Linked DNA regions of Homo sapiens: region 1 is linked to region 2. The links are chromatin contacts, found by Hi-C in ENCODE. All regions are on one chromosome and are shown on one strand. Each heading gives the region's core, a stretch centred on a gene start or an enhancer-like site at or near the end of the contact. The rest is flanking DNA. Distances are from core to core; before and after follow the strand shown.

What was found. A loop is a pair of places that touch in the nucleus more often than their neighbours do. Pooled maps may share reads with other maps.
Region 1: a loop to region 2 is called in a pooled map, with 4 times the contacts of the local background. The contact joins the promoter of RBM45 here to the enhancer-like site in region 2. A Hi-C loop is called at or near these places in 2 of 37 single-sample maps with no recorded cell type and 7 of 50 pooled maps.

The regions. Positions count from the first base shown.
Region 1 is chr2:178,110,230-178,113,888 of GRCh38, forward strand. It overlaps RBM45 (RNA binding motif protein 45), which reads left to right and starts at 2,208. Exons shown (of 10, transcript NM_152945.4): 1 at 2,208-2,617. The coding sequence starts at 2,318. RefSeq lists an enhancer at 2,244-2,413.
Region 2 is chr2:177,168,191-177,171,640 of GRCh38, forward strand. No RefSeq gene overlaps it. Among named protein-coding and RNA genes, the nearest start is that of MIR4444-1, 43 kb to the right of the region's middle. RefSeq lists enhancers at 131-425, 1,310-2,509, 2,088-2,257. Within about 2 kb of position 2,166, at least 11 of the 41 ENCODE cell types and tissues checked have a DNase peak (open chromatin) inside an H3K27ac peak, as active enhancers do.

The DNA of each region.
Region 1 (3,659 bases), core at 958-3,457, 940 kb after region 2:
AATTATAAAAATCTTAGTGCTAAATCCAGGGTGACAACCCACAATCCCTGACTCTCAGTAGTCATCACACAACTGTATAATATCAGTGGTGGGGGAGTGGATACCATAGTCAAAGGGAACAAGAAAATTAATCTCAATTATACCATTATACAAATATTATCTCATTTGATCTCTAAACTATGAACTCCATATATATTATCTTATATGAGCATAACTATATAAGGCTAAATGATTAACTCTGTGGGGGAAGAAGAGTAATTATTTTGTTCAATACTACATCCCTTCAGTATAACACAGTGCCTAACACATAGTAGATAGTCAAAAATACTTATTAAGTGAATGGGTGAATTAATTAAACTTGATAGTCATGCTCCTGCGTAGCTATTAGGCGGCTATCAAGCTTAACTAATCCAACCACAAAATAATATGTATTACCTATTTAGTAGGTAATATTATTCCTACTTTACAGTTAATGAAACCGAAGCTGCAAGTATTAAGTAACTTGTCCAGGCTCACACAATTCAGTAGCAAAACCATGTAACATAATCTGATATTACTTTGCATTATATATTTACATGTAAGATTTCCACAGTGGGGGAAAACAAGCCCTCGGGACATGTCTTTCCTGTTCCTCATTATATATCTAGCTCCTGGCATAGAGCCTGGCACACAGTTGGAGTACAATAAGTATTTATCTGGTTGACTTCATAGCAACCTAGGTCTTAGCATCCAGAACTTGTTCATTTGAAGAACTCCGCCCTCGGTCTACTTAGGGGTTTATTCCTTTCACTTCATTCCAATGCCACTGCTAAATCCAGGCCTTGTTTCTGGATTTCTACTGGGTTTCTGACCTCTCCTCTAAGGCTTGTTAACAAGAAGGCATTTCCCACTTTGCTTGCACTCTATGATTTCTCTTAGTTCCACAGCTGAGCAGTCCACCCTCACTGCCCTCCAACCCCAGGGTTGCTTGTAGAAGTTGAGTAAATCAACAGATGGAGTTAGTTCTGGGTTTTTTGTTGTTGTTGTTGTTGTTTGAGGTGGAGTCTCGCTCTATCCCCCAGGCTGGAGTGCAGTGGTGCAAACTCTGCTCACTGCAAGCTGTGCCTCCTGGGTTCACACCATTCTCCTGCCTCAGCCTCCTGAGTAGCTGGGACTACAGGTGCCCGCCACCACGCCAAACTAATTTTTTTGTATTTTTTTGGTAGAGACGGGGTTTCACCGTGTTAGCCAGGATGGTCTCGATCTCCTGACCTCGTGATCCGCCCGCCTCGGCCTCCCAAAGTGCTGGGATCACAGACGTGAGCCACTGCGCCTGGCCAAGTTAGTTCTGGTTTTAGTCGTACTTTTTATCTCTATTACTTTGGCTATGCTATAGGCCTCAGTTTCCTCATCTCTAACAAATGACGCTGAAATTGAATGATCTCAAAGCTTCCTTCCAACTCTAATGCTATATAGTTTGAACTCTGTCCTATATTGATCATCTATTGAGCTTATGACCAAGATGGTGACAACTCTCCACTTTGACCAAAACTTAGTTAGGCTCCTTTGAGTCCTCTGCTTGACTAGGCTTGATCTTGGGCTTTCTGTCCTTGTAGAATCCAATTTGAGCAAGAATCCTGCTGAATCAGTGTAGTGAAAATCCTCATTCTTGGTGTCTGACTACCATGGATATCAATCACCCTGGCCTGCCTTCAGCAACTATCCTGTCAAGTTGGTTTAGCCAGAATCCTCCTTAACACTGATGTTCCCTCTTTGTAATTTTCCATCCACTGACCTCCCACCAAGCTTCTTGGTTAGAAATTTGTCCTTATTAGAGTCAAAATTCAGTCCAATCTCTCTCTCCCACTGCAAGACCCCATTGCAGCTGTCCCTGGACCTATCTCCATGGCTCCCTTTGTCAAAGTCGGCCTTCCTGTACCATCTCTAACGAGTGTCATGAATAATTTTTTCTTTAACACTGGAAAGAATCCTTGGCCTTAGGGGTGGGGTAAAGCCAGCGTTGGGAAAGCCTGTGCATTAGGCAGCGCTGTTCTGCCTGCAGGGAACGATTGCACAACTGATAACTTGGGCCTAGGCTCAGCTGGATTTGAGGATTTGAGACTTAGACTGGGTCAGGGTCCCCCGCGTCGCCAGGGGGCGCTGCAGGCCGCTCCCCGGAAGGCCTCATCCTGCGCGGCTGGACAGCGCCTGGCGCCGGACTCCTCTTTCTCCCGGAAGCGGAGCACCGAGCCGGCAAAGGCTTGGGTGTGAGACAGCAGCGGTGGCAGACACCGCAGAAGCAAAGAGCAGTGAGGCTCCTGCATTCGGGTGGAGCACCATGGACGAAGCTGGCAGCTCTGCGAGCGGCGGGGGCTTCCGCCCGGGCGTGGACAGCCTGGACGAACCGCCCAACAGCCGCATCTTCCTTGTGATCAGCAAGTACACACCTGAGTCGGTGCTGAGGGAGCGCTTCTCGCCTTTTGGCGACATCCAGGACATCTGGGTGGTGCGGGACAAGCACACCAAGGAGTCCAAGGGCATTGCTTTCGTCAAGTTCGCCCGCAGCTCACAGGCCTGCAGGGCCATGGAGGAGATGCATGGCCAGTGCCTCGGCCCCAACGACACCAAGCCCATCAAGGTGCGGGTGCCCGGGTCGGGGTGCCCTCGGGGGAAGGAGTGGGCCTCTTGGACCTCCCTTCACCTGCTGCTCTGCCGGGGTGAGGGAGGAGTGGAACATCCGTTCCCGGCAGCTGACCAGACAGCACCTGGCTTGGGGACAGGGGCTGCTTTGAGGAGAGGCTCCCCTCCCACGAAGCTGCGCCGGGTTGCAGGGAAGGGGACGGGATGCGGAGTGTTTGCCCCACGAGAGCGGACCCGGCAGCCGCGGCCACCGGGTGACAGAACAGCAGTGGCTGGGCTTCCCCTCTCCCTCGCCCTCACTAATCCACCAGCTCTTGAGTTCACTGCCAAACTCGTCCTAGCCTACTTTGAGTACTTTTCTGACCTTCCTCTCTCAGATGCCCAGATTTCCATATATAAAAAACGGAAAAACTCTACTTTTCCTCAGGTACAGATGAGGCGTTAACAACTTGACAGAAGTACTTTAAACTGGGGAGGGACCTCTGGTGTTGGACGTTTTCCTAGTACCAGGCGAAAGAATACATGTACAGAAAGAATAAGTGCAGGTGTTTAAAACGGTCACTGTTACATATTCTTCACATTTTGTTATTTTGGAAAATTGTTTTGAATGAGCTCTGTTTCTGAAAGTGTTAATAGCATACATTTGGTTCTTGACCCTTTCTGTTACTGCAACTTTTCTTTGAAAGCAGACCAAAGTAAACTGCCTTAAGAAGAGCCAAATCATTGTGATAATGACACATGGCAGGAAGGATCATTTTGAGGGTTATTTGACATAATATGTGCTGTCAGCACAGTGCCTCACACAGGGTAAGCCCTCAATAATGTCCTTGTTATTGATCAGTAGTAGCCAAGATGTCACAGCTTACTCCCTGTGATCTCAAATCAGGACTCAATCCTGAGAATCTGGCAATTGCTTAAATTGTAGCCTTCGTCTGCCCCATGTAAATAGTTGCTGTGTATGTTATTCTGTTGGTACTTTGCACAAAAATATTTTCTCAATTTTTTAAAAAATTGTTTTCCAAACTGAGAATGGTATTAAT
Region 2 (3,450 bases), core at 916-3,415:
TCACAGGACATAGTTATCACAGCATTGATGTGATCATTCCTCTCTTAATTAGGATTCAGTGCAGATGCAATTGGCTGAAAACCCAAAATAACAGTGGCTTAGGTAAGATAGAAATTATAGTCATTATTGGGATTATCCACACATTCTGGTTCTCCTGCTTTTAGGGCAAATAGACTACTTGCCTACCTTTTTGAAGTTAGATATGGTATGTGACTTGCATTAGTCAGCAAAATGGCATGTGTTATTTTCAGTTCCAAGCCTTATCAGTATACAATTCACTACATTCCTTTTGTCTTTGTCAGCAATGGTGGAAGCATTGGTTGACATGGACACTGTCAGCCTGGCTTTCTGAGTACCCACAATGAGCAGAGTCCCCCTGCTGACCAGCAATGGACATGTGGTGTGATCAAGAATAAACTTGCGCTGGGCATGGTGGCTCACGCCTGTAATCCCAGCACTTTGGGAGTCCAAGGCAGGCAGATCACAAGGTCAGGAGTTCGAGACCGGCCTAACCAACATGATGAAACCCCATCTCTACTAAATATACAAAAATTAGCCAGGTGTGGTGGCGCGTGCCTGTAATCCCAGCTACTCAGGAGGCTGAGGCAGGAGAATCACTTGGAGGAGGTTGCAGTGAGCTGAGATCACACTACTGCACTCCAGCCTGGGCAGCAGAGTGAGACTCCATCTCAAAAAAAAAAATAGAATAAACTTGTTGTTTTGAGTCACGGGTTAAATTTCTTTCTCACACAAAAGTCTGAGTGGTGGGGCTAGGACTGATACAGTGATTCATGGTTTGAGGGACCCAAGGTCCTCTGTCTTGCTGTTCAGCTGTGCTTGGCATGCTCATGCTTCATGGTTACAGCACTCAAGCTTTAAGCAGCAGGAAGCAGGAAGGCATGGAGAGGCAAAGGGTGTGCTGCACGTCAAGGAAGGCTCCCAGAAGCTCTCTTCCACTTGGAAACCTTTGGCCAGAACTTGGTCCCATGGCTGCACCTATAGTTGCAAGGGAAAGGGAATCAACGAAGACTGGGTGAGGCCAGCCAAAAATTGTGGGTTATTTGACCACATAAAGGGACCCGGAGGACTGCATTCTGCCTTAACTCTCAAGAACTCCTTGTATAAATGTGGAGATGATAGGATTGCACTGTCCCTCCCCATTTTTCATAAAAATAAAGAAGTAGTGAGAATATTGATCAATGTGGATGATGAGAGATTGAGGCCACCCTAACTAATTTAGTTGTTGGAAGGGGGATTTTTTTCTTCCCCAACACCTCCGTTGGTAAGAGATTATAAGACAACCATCTTCATTATGACCTTCAACAAGATTTGAAATGGACTCTTTGTAGTCATTTCATGTACTTGCTCATCTGGCTACTTTTAAAGAAACAAATTCAAATTTCTATTATCTGCTATGATATATCATTAACAGCCCCCAAAATACAAGATACAGAGATAATAGAACGGCTGACATAATCACATTTAAGTGAGTTTGGCTGTACATTCATTGTTTCTTGCAAAGACCAGAGCTACAGAAAAATAGATCAATGTGATTAAGTCTAACATTGGGGAATTGTTTCTCCATTGTGTCTGAGCTGAGGCTGGCAGCAGGAATTAGTGCTGCTACCTTTAAAGGGTAGACCACGATTGATCTGGTTCCCAAGGCAGTCATTGAACAGACGTGGTGAAACTGGTCACAGCAGAGCTACATTACACGCAGGAAGTGCCCTACTGTTAAAAGAGTGTGCCCAGTTCAAAGCAAAGTGAAAAGCTTTTTGTTTGTTTTAGTTTCACATCTAAGTTCATTTTTGGTCACCATTCCTTAAATAGAATTTTTTTTCATCATCAAGCATGGGTCTTAAGCATTTTTGGTGAGCACTACACATAGACCAGGAAGGAAATAGAATCCGACACGCCAAGGACTTATGGCCCAAGATGTGGAGAGGAGAAAGGCTGACCGCTGAGTATATGGCAACTTTTGTACCAAAATTTACCATTAAAAATGCAAATCAAAAGAGAACCTGAGGCAGGCAGTGGCACAGTGGCACTGTGCTCTCCCTCTCTTTTCCTGGACCTCTGCAATACTTCTTTGCCTGCTTCCTCCCTTTATTTGTATAGTGGAAAATCTGTTGTCCATTGCTGGAGTTCAAGCATGCCTGGGCATGTTTGTCAAACTGGCAGGGCAGGCCTTGCAGAGGCCTCGAGGGGCCCTTGACAATGGACTCAGACTGGGTGTGCTACTTAAACATATCCAGACAAGTCAGGCAAATGAGTAGGGAGTGGAGGAACAGGGTATGTGTGAGATGTGGAAAAGTGTCCCAACAAAAAAAAAAATCACTCTTGGGGAAGAGGGAGAACCTCAGCTGCATGACATGAGGACTGATTTATTTTCACCTTTCAAAATCATTCTTTTTTTTTTTTTTTCAGTCCTAGGAAATTGGGTCAGAATCTGCGTATCTAATGGGATCGTTACTGTTACACTTGTAAGATTTGGAATCCGTTCAAAAAACAAGCCAGAAACAAGCCTTTGTATACGTTAGGAAAAGATGCCCTGCATTAGAGCCCGGCCAAGGGAGAGATGGGGGCAGGTAACTGCAGTCCAAAACTGAGCAGCCACTCCTAGAAGCTCTGCTTGAAATTCATGCTGTTAAGACAAGCGACCAAAAGTATTTAACTCCTGCATTGACCTAGGCACCTCTCCTCCCAGCAGTTACCTGGGAAAGATACTCAGAATCAATGAGAAATGGGAAATCAAAGAACCTGCTATGGACTGAATTGTATCCCCTCCAAAATGCATATCTTGAAGCCCGAACCCCAGTGTGATGGTATTTGGAGAGGTGACCTTTGGGAGGTATTAAATAAAATTTACATGAGGCCATTGGTTTGGACTTGTTGCCAGTAAACTGAGTTTTTTCCCCACTTTGTATTGATGGCAAAGGAAGAATGTCCAGTTGGAAAAGGCAATCAGGTTTTATTCACTGGCCAAGAAGGAAGAAGGGGAGGCTCTCGCTCTAAACGCCCCTTCTCCCTGAACAGTAGAAGTTATGGGTACTTTAGGGACTGGGTATAGGGAGGGAGAGGGATGTTAGCATGTGCAGGGTGGGACTCCAGACACACAGGCTTAATTCAAAAACATACATCTTCATACAATGCATGTACAGAAAATGGAAGAGATTTTTCTTTTAGGGGAGGGATTTTAGCATTATAATGATATGTTAATGATCTGAAGGCAACTAGGGATCACTGTTGCAGTTTGCGCTGGTTAGCAGGTCTTATCTCCTTCTGGTATCTTGCCAGGGGTCAAAAAGCTCTGGCGCCATTCTGGCCTGTCTGGTTTCTTTAAGCAGCTGTGCCTATAAATAAAGCGACTAAAGGAAAGCATTTAAAAGAGGAACTTTCCCAGTTATTTCATCAGGGCTGCCCCAGTAACAGACAGCTTCTATGCCAGGC